Regions from separate parts of the Homo sapiens genome. Here region 2 is linked to region 1. A link is an interaction called in ENCODE POLR2A ChIA-PET data of the cell type or tissue named here. Cell type or tissue: Panc1. All regions are shown on one strand. Links, peaks and the distances in the headings refer to the core of each region. The heading gives the core; the rest is flanking DNA.

What was found. Peaks named below come from ENCODE experiments on the same cell type or tissue, not always from the same donor. Only the 100,000 strongest peaks of a DNase experiment are listed, where the experiment ranks them.
Region 2: POLR2A ChIA-PET joins it to region 1 with 13 read pairs; 3 of 35 experiments call an interaction of 5 or more read pairs at or near these places.

The regions. Positions count from the first base shown.
Region 1 is chr12:57,096,781-57,105,107 of GRCh38, reverse strand. STAT6 (signal transducer and activator of transcription 6) reads left to right here. Exons shown (of 22, transcript NM_003153.5): 10 at 295-382; 11 at 522-644; 12 at 2,187-2,279; 13 at 2,612-2,818; 14 at 5,018-5,112; 15 at 5,205-5,341; 16 at 5,668-5,814; 17 at 6,030-6,093; 18 at 6,206-6,316; 19 at 6,511-6,603; 20 at 7,975-8,040; 21 at 8,130-8,258. Among named protein-coding and RNA genes, the nearest start is that of STAT6, 10 kb to the left of the region's middle. RefSeq lists enhancers at 2,282-2,782, 2,783-3,283, 4,566-5,088. In Panc1, for the core only: no CTCF peak of the experiment used is centred there; no DNase peak of the experiment used is centred there.
Region 2 is chr12:57,589,033-57,597,359 of GRCh38, reverse strand. It overlaps PIP4K2C (phosphatidylinositol-5-phosphate 4-kinase type 2 gamma), which reads right to left and starts at 6,168. Exons shown (of 10, transcript NM_024779.5): 1 at 5,897-6,168; 2 at 3,238-3,335; 3 at 2,138-2,234; 4 at 1,329-1,472. The coding sequence starts at 6,070. RefSeq lists a silencer at 6,071-6,330 and enhancers at 5,929-6,430, 6,511-6,560. In Panc1, for the core only: no CTCF peak of the experiment used is centred there; a DNase peak (open chromatin) is centred at 6,445; H3K4me3 peaks cover 2,254 bases; H3K27ac peaks cover 1,924 bases.

The sequences.
Region 1 (8,327 bases), core at 107-8,106:
TGATGGAGGCAGCCTGGAGGGCTGGCACTGAAAAGAGCAAGGGATGGGGAGGGAGGGCCATGGGATGTGGAGACCCTGAATGGTCAAGGCAGAGGAAAGGGAGGGACCCATTTAGGGCTGGAATGGGGTGGGGGCATCATGATTTGGCCAAGATGGGGACTCCTCCCTTAAGAACCCAAACAGAGACATGGAGATTTAGGGCTGGTGACAGTGGGTAGTCTACACTCACCCATGCACTCGCCACACCTGACGACAGTGAGATGAGCTCGTTCACACTCTGACCTCCCCTGGCAGAGAAAGCACTGGAGAAATCATCAACAACACTGTGCCCTTGGAGAACAGCATTCCTGGGAACTGCTGCTCTGCCCTGTTCAAGAACCTGGTGAGGGGCTTTGGGGTGCAGTGAGGGGGGCACCACTAGGAGACTGTGGGACTCTCCTTGGAGAGGATGTCAGGAAGCCCAGGAGGAGCGGTCTCTGTCCTCATGACCTCGCCCTTGCTCTCCCTCACCCCACCCACAGCTTCTCAAGAAGATCAAGCGGTGTGAGCGGAAGGGCACTGAGTCTGTCACAGAGGAGAAGTGCGCTGTGCTCTTCTCTGCCAGCTTCACACTTGGCCCCGGCAAACTCCCCATCCAGCTCCAGGTGAACCGTGGCCCAGCCCTGCCCCAATCTGGGACCCCGAGTCCTCCTCCAATGCCACACACAAGGGCCCTGGACCCTCACCTCTTGTGACTGCCCCATACCCCATGTGTCTGGGATTCATGCACACTGGGGCCCGGGTGAGTGGGGGTGAGCAAGAGCATGGAGTGCACAGGGCAGGGAATGGTAGTGGATAGCAGCAAACACTTCGGAAGCACTTCCTATAGACCAGGGCACTCTATTAAATGATACATACGCACATGCGTGCCAGCACACACACGTCTGGTTTTCACAATAACATTATGAGGTAGGCAGTATTATCAGCCTCATTTTATAGATAAGGACATTGAGACAGAGAGTTTAAGTAGTTTGTCCCAGTCACACAGCTAAGTGTTGGAGCTGGTATTTGAAACCTGGAGGTCTGGTTCCATAGCGATGACTAATAACCACTTCTCTACGGTGAGGCCCTGATTGAGCTTCAGAACGCATTTAATAACATGGCATGAGCTTTTTGATTATGATGTGTGAGTCCAATAACTTCTCTGAGTGCTCAGAGCCAGTCCCCTGAGGAAACTTCTTGCTTCACTAAGAAACCCCTGTCCGGCTGGGCATGGTGGCTCAAGCCTGTAATCCCAGCACTTTGGGAGGCCGAGGTGGGTAGATCACAAGGTCAGGAGTTCAAGACCAGCCTGGCCAATATGGTGAAACCCCGTCTCCACTAAAAATACAAAAATTAGCTGGGCGTGGTGGTGCAGGCCTGTAGTCCCAGCTGCTCGGGAGGCTAAGCAGGAGAATCGCTTGAACCCAGGAGGCGGAGGTTGCAGTGAGCCAAGATTGCGCCACTGCCCTTCAGCCTGGGCGACAGAGCAAGACTATGTCTCAAAAACAAAACAAAACAACTCAGCACTTTGGGAGGCCAAGGTAGGAGGATCGCTTGAGCCTGCAAGTTTAAGACCAGCCTGGGCTACATAGGGAGATCCAATCTCTACAAAAAATAAAAAATTGGCCGGGCATGGTGGCTCACGCCTGTAATCCCAGCACTTTGGGAGGCCAAGGCGGGCGGATCATGAGGTCAGGAAATCGAGACCATCCTGGCTAACACGGTGAAACCTCGTATCTACTAAAAATACAAAAAATTAGCCAGGCATGGTGGCGGGCGCCTGAGTCCCAGCTACTCGGGAGGCTGAAGCAGGAGAATGGCGTGAACCTGGGAGGGAGAGCTTGCAGTGAGCCAAGATCGCGCCACTGCACTCCAGCCTGAGTGACAGAGCGAGACTCTGTCTCAAAAATAAATAAATAAATAATTAGCTGGATTAGGTGGTACATTTCTGTAGTTCCAGCTATTCAGGAGGCTGAGGTGGAAGGATCACTTGAGCCCTGAAGGCTGAGGCTGCAGTGAGCTGAGATTGCACTACTGCACTCCAGCCTGGGCAACAGAGTGAGATACTATCTAAAAAAAAAAAAAAAAAAAAAAAAAAAAAAAAAAAAAAAAAAAAAAAAAGGAAAGAAAGAAAGAAAAGAAACCCCTGTCCTCACCCTCTTCAGGCCCTGTCTCTGCCCCTGGTGGTCATCGTCCATGGCAACCAAGACAACAATGCCAAAGCCACTATCCTGTGGGACAATGCCTTCTCTGAGATGGTGAGGAAAGTCCTGGAGTTGGAGGGAACAGGGGCAGGGTGGGTTCTAACATGGGCAGTGGTGCAGGCCTGCTGATGGGGTGGTGGGCATGTTTAAATGGGTGTGACCTTAACACTTTCTCATGGGCCTGCTTTCGTGCTTCTGACCTCTTTTCACCCCAGTCTTAACAACTATCAGGCCACAGCACTGTAACCTAGAAAAAACAGCATGTTTGTGAGCGATATCAGGGGCTGTGGAGGGGTAGGCCACAGGCAGGTGGGAGGGATGAAGGCCGGCCCGAGGAATAACAAGACGGTAGCCTGCAGTGCTCTCTTCTTCCCCCTTCTCCCCAGGACCGCGTGCCCTTTGTGGTGGCTGAGCGGGTGCCCTGGGAGAAGATGTGTGAAACTCTGAACCTGAAGTTCATGGCTGAGGTGGGGACCAACCGGGGGCTGCTCCCAGAGCACTTCCTCTTCCTGGCCCAGAAGATCTTCAATGACAACAGCCTCAGTATGGAGGCCTTCCAGCACCGTTCTGTGTCCTGGTCGCAGTTCAACAAGGTCATTCTCCTGCCCTTTGGACCTCCCACCCCCAAGCTCTTCATCCCTGGGGCACTCAGGGCCTGCTCAGCCTCCATGCAGGGACCTTCCACTGGATTCTCCACAGTGCCCCCTCAGGTCCTTTAGGAAGGCCTGTCATGGACCAGGGAGGAAAAACCCCAGGCCTGGGGGTTGGCTCTGGAGATGCGTTCTCTGACATCCCTGAGGTTTTGGTCTGGGGGCCATCTGTCCTTCCTCTTTACCAGTGACTTGCATGACTCACCCAGGTTGTGTGTAAACAGAGCTCTGATTCAAAGTGACTTTGACCTGTTGGAAAAATAGTTCCTGGCCGGGCACAGCGGCTCATGCCTGTAATCCCAGTCTTTGACATGCCGGGGTGGGTGGATCACCTGAGGTCAGGAGTTTGAGACCAGCCTGGCCAACATGGTGAAACTCCATCTCTACTAAAAATACAAAAATTAGCCAGTTGCGGTGGCACATGCCTGTAATCCCAGCTACATGGGAGGCTGACGCAGGAGAATTGCTTGAACCCAGGAGGTGGAGGTTGCAGTGAGCTGAGATCATACCACTGCACTCAAGCCTGGGTGACAGAGCAAGACTCTGTCTCAAAAAAAAAAAAAAAAAAAGGCCAGGCATGGTGGTTCATGCCTGTAATCCCAGCACTTTGGGAGGCCGAGACGGATAGATCACCTGAGGTCAGGAGTTCGAGACCAGCCTGGCCAACATGGCAAAACCCCGTCTCTACTAAAAACAAAAAAATAGCCAGGAGTGGTCGTTTGCGTCTGTAATCCCAGCTACTCGGCTGAGGCAGGAGGTGAACCCAGGAGGTAGAGGCTGCAGGGAAGATGAAACCATTGCACTCCAGCCTGGGCAAGACTCTGTATCAAAAAAAAAAAAAAAAAAGGCTAGGTGTGGTGGCTCACACCTGTAATCCCAGCACTTTGGGAGGCTGAGGCGGGCGGATCACAAGGTCAAGAGATCGAGACCATCCTGACCAACATGGTGAAACCCCGTCTCTACTAAAAATACAAAAATTACCTGGGCATGGTGGCGCATGCCTGTAGTCCCAACTACTCGGGAGGCTGAGGCAGGAGAATCACTTGAACCTGGGAGGCAGAGGTTGCAGCGAGCCAAGATTGTGCCACTGCACTCCAGCCTGCCAACAGAATGAGATTCTGTCTAAAAAAAAAAAGAAAGAAAGAAAGAAAGAAAAAGAATTCCTGTTGCAAAAACTGAACAAAATCCCACAGGGACATGTGCAGTAATACCAGCTACCACGTGTTGACAGCTTATATGCCAGGCGCTGTGCTTAACACCTTATGTATGTTATCTCACTTAATCCTCCCAACATCTCTTTGAGGTAGATACTATTATTATCCCCATTTTACAGATGAGGAATCTGATGCTCAGAGGGTTATGTAGTTTGTTCAAGTTCCCAAAGCAGGTGAGTGCCATGGCTAGGAGAGAACCACATATTTCTGACTCTTGCTCTTTTATTTTATGTTATATTATGTTATTTTATGTTTTGGTTTTTTTTTCTTTTCTTTCTTTCTTTCTTTCTTTCTTTCTTTCTTTCTTTCTTTCTTTCTCTTTCTTTCTTTCTTTCTTTCTTTCTTTCTTTCTTTCTTTCTTTCTTTCTTTCTTTCTTTCTCTTTCTCTTTCTCTCTTTTTCTTTCTTTTGTGTGAGACAGAATCTTTAAAGAGAAGAAAGAAATGCTCATGTGACCAGAGGGTGTGTTAGCTAAAGGGAGCAAGACAGTCACACCCAGCAGGTTACCTTCCTTTGGGCGTCACCTCTGCCACACCTCCTTAGGGAGAGGGTGTAGCATAGTAGTTAAGAGGGGCTCCAGGGCCAGAATGCCTGGGTTTAAATCCTAGCTCTGCCTCTTACCAGCTATGTAGACCTGGGCAAGTCATTCGACGTTTTTGGACTTCCATTTCTTCATCTGTAAGATGGAATTATTATAATCCCTACTTCCATAGCCTGGTAAAGAGCAAATAAATATATGGAAAGGCTTGAAATAGTGGCTGGCACGTGTAAGCATTAGGATTGGTCGTTGTCATTGATGGAGTCTCAGGTTCGGTCTGATCCTCAGCCCTGTGATTCTGTCGTGAGGGCACTCACAGCTCACTGCCTGCCCTAAACAGGCTCCAGCTCTGGCCCTCCCTCGGCTCACACCTTTCCCCCTCTCCCCCTAGGAGATCCTGCTGGGCCGTGGCTTCACCTTTTGGCAGTGGTTTGATGGTGTCCTGGACCTCACCAAACGCTGTCTCCGGAGCTACTGGTCTGACCGGTGAGTCCCCACCCTGGGTAGTCTGAGCAGCCATACACCAGTCACCTCCATACTCACTGCCCATGCCCCATCCTCTCCTTCATCCCGGCCAGGCTGATCATTGGCTTCATCAGCAAACAGTACGTTACTAGCCTTCTTCTCAATGAGCCCGACGGAACCTTTCTCCTCCGCTTCAGCGACTCAGAGATTGGGGGCATCACCATTGCCCATGTCATCCGGGGCCAGGATGGTGAGGCCACCCCAGCCAGTCCTCTGTCTCTGTGCCTGTGCCCTCTGGGGTTTCTTCTGGGAATGAAATGTCCTGACCTTCCTGATGCCGATCCTGATCTTCAGGAAGTTCTTCCAGCTTCTCTTCTTCCTTCTGTGGTCTAAATGTTCACCTTCTCACTGTGAGCTCTGTGGGAACGGAGACTAGTGGGTCTCTCTCCCTCAGGAGCCCCACCCTAGGTCCTCTCTCCCTTGCCTTGGTGGAGTGAGAACAGGTCTTATGGTAGGGGTTGGGGAAGGGGAAGAAAGTCCGGACAGAGGGATCTCAGGGTCTCCTTCCTACCATAGGCTCTCCACAGATAGAGAACATCCAGCCATTCTCTGCCAAAGACCTGTCCATTCGCTCACTGGGGGACCGAATCCGGGATCTTGCTCAGCTCAAAAATCTCTATCCCAAGAAGCCCAAGGATGAGGCTTTCCGGAGCCACTACAAGCGTGAGCTGGAACTGGCAGCTCTGATTCCTTCCTGTCACCCACTTCCTCCCTGCTCCCCGCTGCCCTCCTCTCCCTGCCCGCGTGTCATCCTGATGTCACTCCCTATTTCATAGCTGTGCTTCTCTTACTTCCCCATGATCCATGCCCACCTTTTCCACCTCCCTTCCTCCCTAACCCCAGAGCACTCCATGGCTGTCTTTTCCTTCTCACAACAGCTGAACAGATGGGTAAGGATGGCAGGGGTTATGTCCCAGCTACCATCAAGATGACCGTGGAAAGGTGAGTGTGGTGGTATGGACAGTGGGTAGGTCAGGGGCTTAGTGCTTATCTGCAGGAAGGAGGGGTGGCATCAACCCTTGGTCAGTCACATGTACCTCCTTCCCTCCTCCAGGGACCAACCACTTCCTACCCCAGAGCTCCAGATGCCTACCATGGTGCCTTCTTATGACCTTGGAATGGCCCCTGATTCCTCCATGAGCATGCAGCTTGGCCCAGATATGGTGTAAGGAGCTGGAAAGACAGGAATGGGAGTGGTCTGTGCAGATGGGCTAATCTTAGCATGGGCAGCTGGGAGAGCTGGCACTGGGGGCTGAACAGGGAATCTTCCTTTCCATGAGAGGGACACCTGTTCAAAAGCAGGGTGTGGTGGTGTCCAGGAGAAGGGCTGGCATCAGGGGGTCTGTTTTCTTTCCCCAGGCCCCAGGTGTACCCACCACACTCTCACTCCATCCCCCCGTATCAAGGCCTCTCCCCAGAAGAATCAGTCAACGTGTTGTCAGCCTTCCAGGAGTAAGTGAAAAACCTCATGGGGATACCATCCCACTCTAAGGGGGTGGGCATTTGAATTGTTAGAAGAGGCTCTTCTGTGAGAAAGGAGCAGCAAATGCTAACAGCCTGTCTTCTTCTCTTCTGTCCACTCTAATGAGGGGGTAGTAGTTAAGATCTGGACTGCCTAGGTTTGAATTCTAGCTCCACCACTTACTGGTTTGGGGCAAATTACTTAGCCTTTGGTGCCTTATCTGCACAATGGGGGATAATAATGCTAATAATAATAACCTACCTCACTGCATTATTGTGGAGATTAAATGAGTTCATAACACTTAAAAAGCTGAGCATAGTGCATGGCTCATAGCAAAAGCTGTGTAAGTCCAGTCGTGGATCACTTAATGAAGGAGCATTTTCTGTCTTTGGCAGTTTCATAATTATGCGAATACCATTGAGTATAATTACACAAACCTAGATGGTATAGACTACTATACACTGAGGCTATATTGTGTAGCCTATTGATCCTAGCTTTAAACCCGAGCAGCATGATACTGTTCTGAATAGTATAAGGAAATAGTAACATAATGGTAAATATTTGTGTGATAGGAATTTTCAGCTTGATTATAATTTTTTTTTTTTGAGACAGGGTCTCACTCACTGGAGTGCAGTGGTGCGATCTTAGCTCCCTGCAACCTCCGCCTCTTGGGCTCGAGCAATCCTCCTGCTGTAGTGCACCACGACACTCGGCTAATTCTTTTTTAAGATTTTTCTGCAGACAAGGTCTCACTTACTGCCCAAGCTGGTCTCAAACTCCTGGGCTTAAGTGATCCTCCCACCTCGGCCTCCCAAAGCGTTAGGATTACAGGCGTGAGTCACTCTGCCTGGCCTTGATTATAATCTTATGGGACCACTGTGGTCTGTAGTTGACAGAAATGTCGTTAATGTGGTGCATGACTGTTATTATTATTTTCTGTCCTGCCCCTGAGAGCCACTGTCACTTCTCTGCTGTATTGGTTTTTGTTTACTCATCTGTTTTGGCCTTGAAATGGCCTAGACATTTTTCTTCCCGAAGTATGACACTCGGGTGCTTATTAACTTAGTCAAGACACAACATCTCCCTTCCCAGAAGGTGAGGCGGGAGTGAGGACTTGGGGACTTAAGAACTACCAAAGTTCAGAGTCCAAAGAAACATTAGAAATTGGCTAATCCACCCCCATAACACGCACATTTTACAGATGAGAAGACTGAGCTCAGAGCATAGAAATAGCTTGCCCAGGCCATGACTAAGTCAGGATAAGGAGCTGGAGCTTGTTTCCTCACTCAGTGGTCCTGACTTTGCACCACTCTGCATTTGCCTAGCCTGCCTTCCTCTAACTGTGCTCTCCCTACTTCCAGGCCTCACCTGCAGATGCCCCCCAGCCTGGGCCAGATGAGCCTGCCCTTTGACCAGCCTCACCCCCAGTGAGTGACAAAGCCCCTCCTGACCCCATGTGCCTCTTCTTTCCTGGCCTTGCCCCGCTCTCCTTATTTCCATTGCTGGTTCCTGGCAGGGGCCTGCTGCCGTGCCAGCCTCAGGAGCATGCTGTGTCCAGCCCTGACCCCCTGCTCTGCTCAGATGTGACCATGGTGGAAGACAGCTGCCTGAGCCAGCCAGTGACAGCGTTTCCTCAGGGCACTTGGTGAGTGGCAGCTTGGGAGTGGAGGCTGGGTGGCATCTAGGGGAGTGGGCGCCATGCCTACTCCACTGC
Region 2 (8,327 bases), core at 169-8,168, 490 kb before region 1:
GGCCCCTGTGTCTTAACTCTCAGTTCTCCCATAGGTCTTCCTTTCTATCCCCACCACCATCGCTCCCCCAGGCCTTCATTGTTTCTACCCTGGACTATTAAAATTACCTCCTAACTGGTATCCACCCTTCCAGTGTTCCCTCCCACCAATCCATTCTCTAAAACGCTGTCACATTTTCTAAATATTTCTAAATAACAAATATATCACGCCCCTTGCAAAACCACCTTCAGGATAAAGTCCAAACTTCTTTGTGGGGCTTATAAGCCTCTTTACAATCTGGCTCCTGCCTATTTCCACAGTACTACATCCCATCCAAATGGAATTTCTTGCTGTTTTCTAACACCAAGTTCTCTCATGGCTCTGTGCCTTACAAGTGCTGTTTTCCTTTGCCTAGAATGCTCTTCCACCCTGTCCAATGGTTAACCTCTACTAGTCCTTCAAGGATCAACTCTTACAGTATCTCCTCTAAAAAACTCTCTTTAGCCTCCCAGGTGCATTTCCTTCCCCAGGTGAGTTCGGATGCTCTTCACTAGCTTCAGAATATTCTGTACAGACTTCTACTATTGTATATATCTTGCGGTGTGCTAATACTGGGTCACTGGTCACTGCCATCAGACCAAGGGATCTGTAAGGGCCACAGATGTTTCATTTACCTCCTACTCTACTGCCTAACATAGGGCCTAATAAGAGGTATTCAATATTTGTTGCATAAACCAAAGACTCCTTTTGGACTCTGATGTATTCCTTGCTCACTGATTTTGGTGAAATTTTTCTTCAGTAGAGATGTTCAAGAAGAGTGTTTTTACTGCCAAAACATTCCATAAACTCCACATTCCAAGTAAATCTTTTTTTTTTTAATCTTTTTTTTTTTTTTTAGGCGGAGTTTTGCTCTTGTTGCCCAGGCTGAAGTGCAAATGCACGATCTCGGCTCACTACAACCTCCGCTTCCCGGGTTCAAGTGATTCTCCTGCGTTAGCCTCCTGAGCAGCTGGGATTACAGGCATGAGCCATCATGCCCAGCTAATTTTGTACTTTTAGTAGAGACGGGGTTTCTCCATGTTGGTCAGACTGGTCTCGAACTCCCGACCTCAGGTGATCCTCCCGCCTCAGCCTCCCAAAGTGCTGGGACTACAGGTGTGAGCCACTGCCCCCAGCCTGTAAATCTTATCAGACAGAATAGCTTCCCTCATCCCATTTAGGGCTGGATATGATTATGGATTCTCTCTTCCAATGAGTTTTCTCCCCAGTTGGCATCTATTACTGACAATAGCTGAGCTATATGTGAGTAGGGAGGAGAGGGAAAGAATGGGGCTAGAGAGAGGCCTGACCTGGTGATAGTTGGAGAGGTTGCTATGCATGTCAGCAATGTCCTCACTGGATACTTCTTTGATGACCAGAGTCCGATCGTAGGAGATAAGGAAGCGACCATCACTGCCTTCACTTTCGCTGGGGGGGTTTCGGGTAAGGGACACCTGGGGACACAGAATAGGCCAGAGCTCTTTTCCTCCCTCTTTATATGCAGAAACAAGTCATAGGAAAATGGTCAGCTGAAAGTGGATGAATCCCTGGGGTAGGAGATTCAGCACAGTTCCTCATCAGGTGTCCATATGTGGACTGAAGGAAACTGAATGCAAAATTCTTTTTTTTTTTTTTTTTTGACAAGGAGTCTCGCTCTGTCACCCAGGCTGGAGTGTAGTGGTACGATCTCAGCTCATTGCAACCTTCGCCTCCCAAGTTCAGGTGATTCTCCTGCCTCAGCCTCCCAAGTAGCGGGGACTAGACGTGCGCCACCACACCTGGCTAATTTTCATATCTTTAGTAGAGACAGGGTTTTGCCATGTTGGCCAGGATGGTCTCGAACTCCTGACCTCAGGTGATCTGCCCGCCTCGGCCTCCCAAAGTGTTGGGATTACAGGCGTGAGCCACAGCGCCTGGCCAAAATTCTTAATGTATCTACATCTTTTCCCCCAAGGACAAGGTTTATAATTTTCATTAAATTTTTGAAAATGCTGCAATCACAAAAAGGTAAAGAATTATATTTGCCAAGACTCTCATTTCTCCAAATATGGCTGTCCCAAATAGTACTCCTCAGTTGCTGGGGAGAAAGGGCTACCCTCACCCCTTAATGGACTCTCACCAAGTAATCTTGGTCATCAATGCCAAATCGATCACGGAGGTTCCTGAAGACCTGGGGACAATACTCCTTGAACTTGAAATGACTGGGCAGATTTTCCCTGAAATTCAGGTTTTCAAAGTAAGAAAACAAACAATATTACATTTACATACACTTGGTAGTTTATAAAGTACCTTCAGACATATTACCTCATTTGATTCTCATAAAACCCTGTGAGGTCCTTTTTTTTTAATTTTTATTTGTTATTATTATTTTTTGAGACAGAGTCTCACTCTGTTGCCAGGTTGGACTGCAGTGGTGCAATCTCGGCTCACCACAACCTCCATCCCCCGGGTTCAAGCAATTCTCCTGCCTCAGCCTCCCAAGTAGCTGGGACTACAGGCATGCGCCACCATGCCTGGCTAATTTTTTGTATTTTTAGTAGAGATAGGGTTTTGCCATGTTTGCAGGCTGGTCTCGAACTCCTGACCTCAAGTGATCCACCCGCCTTGGCCTCCCAAACTGCTGGGATTACAGGCATGAGCCACCACGCCTGGCCCTTGTGAGGTCCTATAAAAACATATTATTTCCATTTTATAGAAGAGGAGACTGTCTCAGAGTGATTCAGTGACCTGCCTAAGTAACATGGTTGGTAAGTGGTATAGTAGAGCCAGGATCTACTACCCATCCAAACAGCAGCATTTCCCAAATCTCAAGCAAGTCAGAAGCATTCTAAAGTCAGCAACAGACACCACTGTTTTGAATGGCATCTTCTTTTCCTAGGAGGGCTTAGTAGAGAATTCAAGTTTTTCTTTCAAGGAGTCCCTGTCAGAAGCTAATGGTTCTCATGGCATCTCCAAGGTCACAAGCAGAAAAAGAGAGAAAGAGCAGGTAATGGTATCTGTACATATTTACTCTATGGAATTGCCAGGCTAGAGGAGAGATAACACTGATTCATATAAGGATATAGGGAACACCAGAAATTATTCTCATGGTTTCCTTGCACAAAACTAATTTCTGCATTTGGGAAGGATGTTAAATTTTCAACTCACTGAAACTTTTAAAATTATTTATTACTCCTTTCTGGGAAGGTTGACATGAGAATGGCAAGGATCATCACTTACCTGTGGAAAAGGTGATTGTTGACCTTGATCTTGGAGCTGGCCTTAAAGTCATCTGGCAGCAGCATCACCGGGGGAGGCACCTGGCTGAGCTCATTGATCTGATAAGCCAAACCATGAATAGGGAAGCCATGAAGAAGGGTGTGGAGAGCTACCCATACACTGTGTCTGGGCAGCAGTCATGCAAGGGCCACTCAGACCTCATTCCTTTAAAAACACTGGCTATGCATATGCTTGACAGAAGTGAGAGAATGTGTCTAACCCTTCTGCTGCCCAAGAAGGACTACAGTAAGCAACCCTCACACACAGCCCCCAACACGCCCACCCCCATGGAACTTCATGCTCACAACAGTCATTTTATATTAGGCTAACCCTGTAAGCAACTCAGGACTATTTTTAAAGCTGTGAGAAATTCTAGAAAAAAAAAAAAAAAAAAAAAAAAAAAAAAAACTCTGCAAGCTCAAGGCAGCTACATGTTCCATTAGAAAAAGAAAAAAAAAGGCATTTTAAAAATGCACAAGAGTGTTAATGGGATTCTGTGGGGCCAACCACAGCAAAAAGGATAAATGTCCATATCCTGCAAAAGGCATCTCTTTGCAAACAGGACCAGTCTTCCTAGACCACTCTGACCCAGTTGTTTGCAGTAGGCCCCCACCTGTCTAAGGTGTAAGGTAAAGGAAGAGCAGCTGATTTCAGAGCGAATGCAGGCAATCAGAGGATATGAGCTCATTAGGCGTCTGTTCCCTAAAGCCAAACTAATCCACAGCCCAAAGGACACAAGCATCACATGCTCTCCTCGGCCCCCAGGATCTGCAGTCTGCTAATTCAGGGTAGAAAGGGAGCTCTAGTACTTAAAAATCCTGAGCCGTGCTTTCTCCTTGGTGTTGCTACAGTACCTTTCACCTGCCTTTGTTACTGCATGACTCTAATCACTAGTTTATGTAAGTTCTCCCATCTAGATTGTGAGCTCTTCAAGAACAAGGGCTCATTCTAGTCGTCTGCATCTTTCAGGTGTCTAACTAGCACAATGTTTGGCACACAGTGATCCTGACATGTCTATTAATTGAATAAATGAATGCCTTGCCTATCCTTACTAGATCATTCCACAGAGGCTATGAACTGCAGTCTAACCTAAATCACACACACTGCAGTGCAACCAACTCCTCCCGTTCTCAGTAGAAAAGGAGGACAGAACATATCCCTCCAGATTAAAAAAAAAAAAAAAGCCACTTGAGACTCCCAGCCTAAAATTCAGCTATAGCTCCTCCTGCCCCCTCCTCCCCACCTGCTAAGCAAGCTGAATCATCACTAAGACATATGTTCAAGGAATTTCTCCATTCCAAACACTTGAAGTAGATGTGTGTTGGCAGAGGGTGGGGTGCTGGGGCTAAAGTATATATACCTAGTGAAGCTGAGGTAGGTCTTACATGTAACTCCCCCAATCCTTAACAAGGGAAAACCCTCCCTGTTAAGCATCCCACAGGGAATGGATGAATCACCTGGAAGGTACATATGAGAGGCAGCCCTACCTCCATCAGCCTTCCCCATACCAAGTGCCTTCCACTGAATACTCACTAAGAGCTTACCACCCAGAGAGCCACAAATCCAAAAGAGATCCGACTGGCCACAAACAACATTCTTAATTTTTGGTTAAGAAATTCTTTACCACAAATTAAAAATGTGACAAAACGCGTATTCTTCCTCACAACTTCCATCTCCACAGCCTAGCCATGACTATATTCAAGAACGCTGATTTCGAAAATATTCCGTGTCACATTCAAGATAACTGCATTTCTCCCACTCCAGACCTGACGGAAGATGGGCAATGGCTGTGCTTCTTTCAGCTGAGGTATCCTCAGGAAAGGGGATGGAGGTCTCCTTGGCCTCCTCCTGACTCCCAGAGCAGTTTCCTGCTTCAAAAGTTCACCACCATAGTGACCTCAGGAACAGAGCCCCTCAGCCTTCTCTTTGGTCAACAATCGCCACCACCTACACCAAACACGATCGCTCTAGCCAGCGATAAGGATGCAGTTAAGACCAAAGGCATATATACATAAGTCCTGAGAGTGTGCAACTTCTAGCTCAGGGTGGGGTAGCTTCTCTAAAATGCTGTACCTCTGGAAGGGAAAGGAAGGGACAAGCAGGATTAGAAAGCCCAGGAAACCTGGAGCTTCCCCGAGACAAAACCAAGATTCAAAAGCCAAGGACCGGGGCTGGGAAGCAAGGTGGAAAGCAAAGTGAAAGAACCTTTTCATCCATCTACTCCCCTCGGCCCCTCACCCTCCACCTACACTCTCACCAACAACCACCCGAGAAAAAGCCACTCCCCCTAATGTCCTCCCCGCTTGCGCCCGGTCCTGGCCAGTCCGCGTAGCCTGAGGCTGAAGCTAGACATGGCAGGAAGGAGTCAAAGCACAGGGAGCTGGATTTCACGGGGGGAAGGTGGAACTAGAGTGGAGCAGTAAAGAACTGTTGGGGAGAAAAAAGTCCACAGTCAGAAAACCTGCTGGGGGAACACCTGGGGTTGGTGGGCAGGGACCAAGACAACCCGGGGGAGGGGAGTGGCACTGCGTGGGGCTCCGGAGGCTGGAGCCTGGAAACAGGGACGCCTCGGAGCCGAGGGGTTTGGACAGGGCTGCGGGGGTCTAGGGCTGGTTCTCACCGAGTGGGCTACGCCCCACAGGAACACACCCACCAGCGGGTCGGCCGCCCGGAACACCTTCACCTTCTGCTGCACGAAATGCTTCTTCTTGGTCTTGGAGGCGAAGCCGAAACCTGGGCCGGGGCCTGCTGTCGCCGCCGATACCGTGGCTGGTGGGACCGAGGAGGACGCCATAGTCTCCCGCGCAACCGACCAAGTGGAAGCCGGAGCCGGCAGCTATCCAGGCGCCCGACCCCGGAAGCGGCGCTCACCTGCGCTGCTGTCACGTGACCGGAGGCCGGACAGCGGACGCGCGAACAGGGCGAGGCAGGACGGGGCGGGGCGACGCTGGCCCCGCCCCCCGGCGCCTGCCTGCCTGCCCCAATGTCCGCTCAGTGTGTGGGCTCACCTGGCGTGCGGGATCCCTGTAAGCTGACGAAGCAAGCGGCCCGCGAGGCCCCTCGAACTGTCAACTAGGAGACCGTGGTGCGGCCTGGGCTGGCCTGATTGACTCCCAAGGTCTAGGGCTTCTTTGCTGCAAAGTGGCCGCCTTCCGGCTTTGCCCAGTTTCTAATGAGTAACCTCGGACCTGATGCTAATGCGAAAGCATTCTTACCGAATGGGGGTTGGGAAGGGGAGGGTTTTGGAAACCCAAAATTCTTACCAGTGGTCTCAAGCGTCTTGAAATTCATTCATTCATTTAACAAGTATTTATTGTGCACTTAGTTGTACTAGGTCCTGTTCTAGGGGCTGATTTTCCTTTTATTGAAGCAGGGTATAGGACAGTGACTGCCCCGAAGTAGTTGGGAGTCTAATGGCACTGGCTGGCCAATGGAGATCAAGTTTGCAGTATGCAAAGTATGAGCTATCCTAGAACTGTGTATGAAGCAAAGACAATGATACAAAGAAAGGAAGTGTAGCTGGTCAGGGAAGGCTTCAAAGAGGATAGAGACTTTACTGAGTTTGGAAGGGTGGGTGGAGTTCAGGAATAGAGGTTAAAAGGCTGTCTAGACAAAGAGAACAGCATACAAAGACATGGAGACAAGAAAGAACGAAGCCGGGCGCGGTGACTCACGCCTGTAATCCCAGCACTTTGGGAGGCCGAGGCGGGAGGATCACCTGAGGTTGGGAGTTCAAGACCAGCCTGGCCAACATGGTGAAACCTCGTCTCTACAAAAATACAAAAATTAGCCGGGCATTAGCCGGGCGTGGTGGCGTGAGCCTGTAATCCCAGCTACTCAGGAGGCTGAGGCAGGAGAATCACTTGAACCCAGGAGGCGGAGGTAGCAGTGAGCCGAGATCACGCCAAGCAGAGATCACGCCAAGCAGAGATCACGCCACTGCACTCCAGCCTGGGTGACAGAGTGAGACTCCATCTCAAAAAAAAAAAAAAAAAAGCCGGGCATGTTGGCAGGTGCCTGTAGTCCCAGCTACTTGAGAGGCTGAGGCAGGAGAATCGCTTGAACCCAGGAGGCAGAGGTTGCAGTGAGCCCAGATCATGCCATTGCACTCCAGCCTGGGCGACAGAGCAAGACTCTGTCTCAAAAAAAAAAAAAAAAAAAAAAAGCCAGATGCGGTAGCTCACGCCTATAATCCCAGCACTTTGCGGGGCCGAGTCGGGAGGATCACCTGAGGTCAGGAGTTGTGGGCAAAGGATTACCCAGGTGCCAAGGCAAGAGACTGAAGGCACAAACTGTTGCAGTATAATAAAGAAAATAGTTAGAATAAAGAGTAGTTACAATACAAATTAGATATAGAGATGATCATGGACAATTATCAATCATCAGTATAAACATTATAAATCATTAGCTTTTAATATTACTCTTTGTGGCATTACTAATATAACCTAGGAATAACCGGCAGGTATAGGGTCAGGTGCTGAAGGGACATTGTGAGAAGTGACCTAGAAGGCAAGAAGTGAGCCCTCTGTCACGCCCGCATAAGGGCCATTTGAGGGCTCCCTGGTCAAGCGGTAACACCAGTGCCTGGGAAGGCACCTGTTGCTTAGCGGACCGCGAAAGGGAGTCTCCCTTTCCGTGGAGGAGTCAGGGAACACTCTGCTCCACCAGCTTCTTGTGGGAGGCTGGATATTATCTAGGCCTGCCTGCAGTCATCCAGAGGCCTAAACCCCTCCCTTTGGTGCTGTGCTTCAGTGGTCACGCTCCTTGTCCACTTTCATGTTCCTCCTGTACTCCTGGTTCCTCTTTGAAGTTCTTAGTAGATAGCGGTAGAAGAAATAGTGAAAATCTTAGTCTTTGATCTTTCTTATAAGTGCATAGAAGAAAATGCTGACGTATGCTGCCTTCCCTCTCTGCTTTGGCTACCTAAAAGGGAAGGGACCCCTATCCCATGATCACGTGATTTGCTTGACCTTATCAATCACTTGGACAACTCACCCCTCCTTACCCTGCCCCTTGTCTTGTATTCAATAAATACCAGTGCGCCTAGCCAT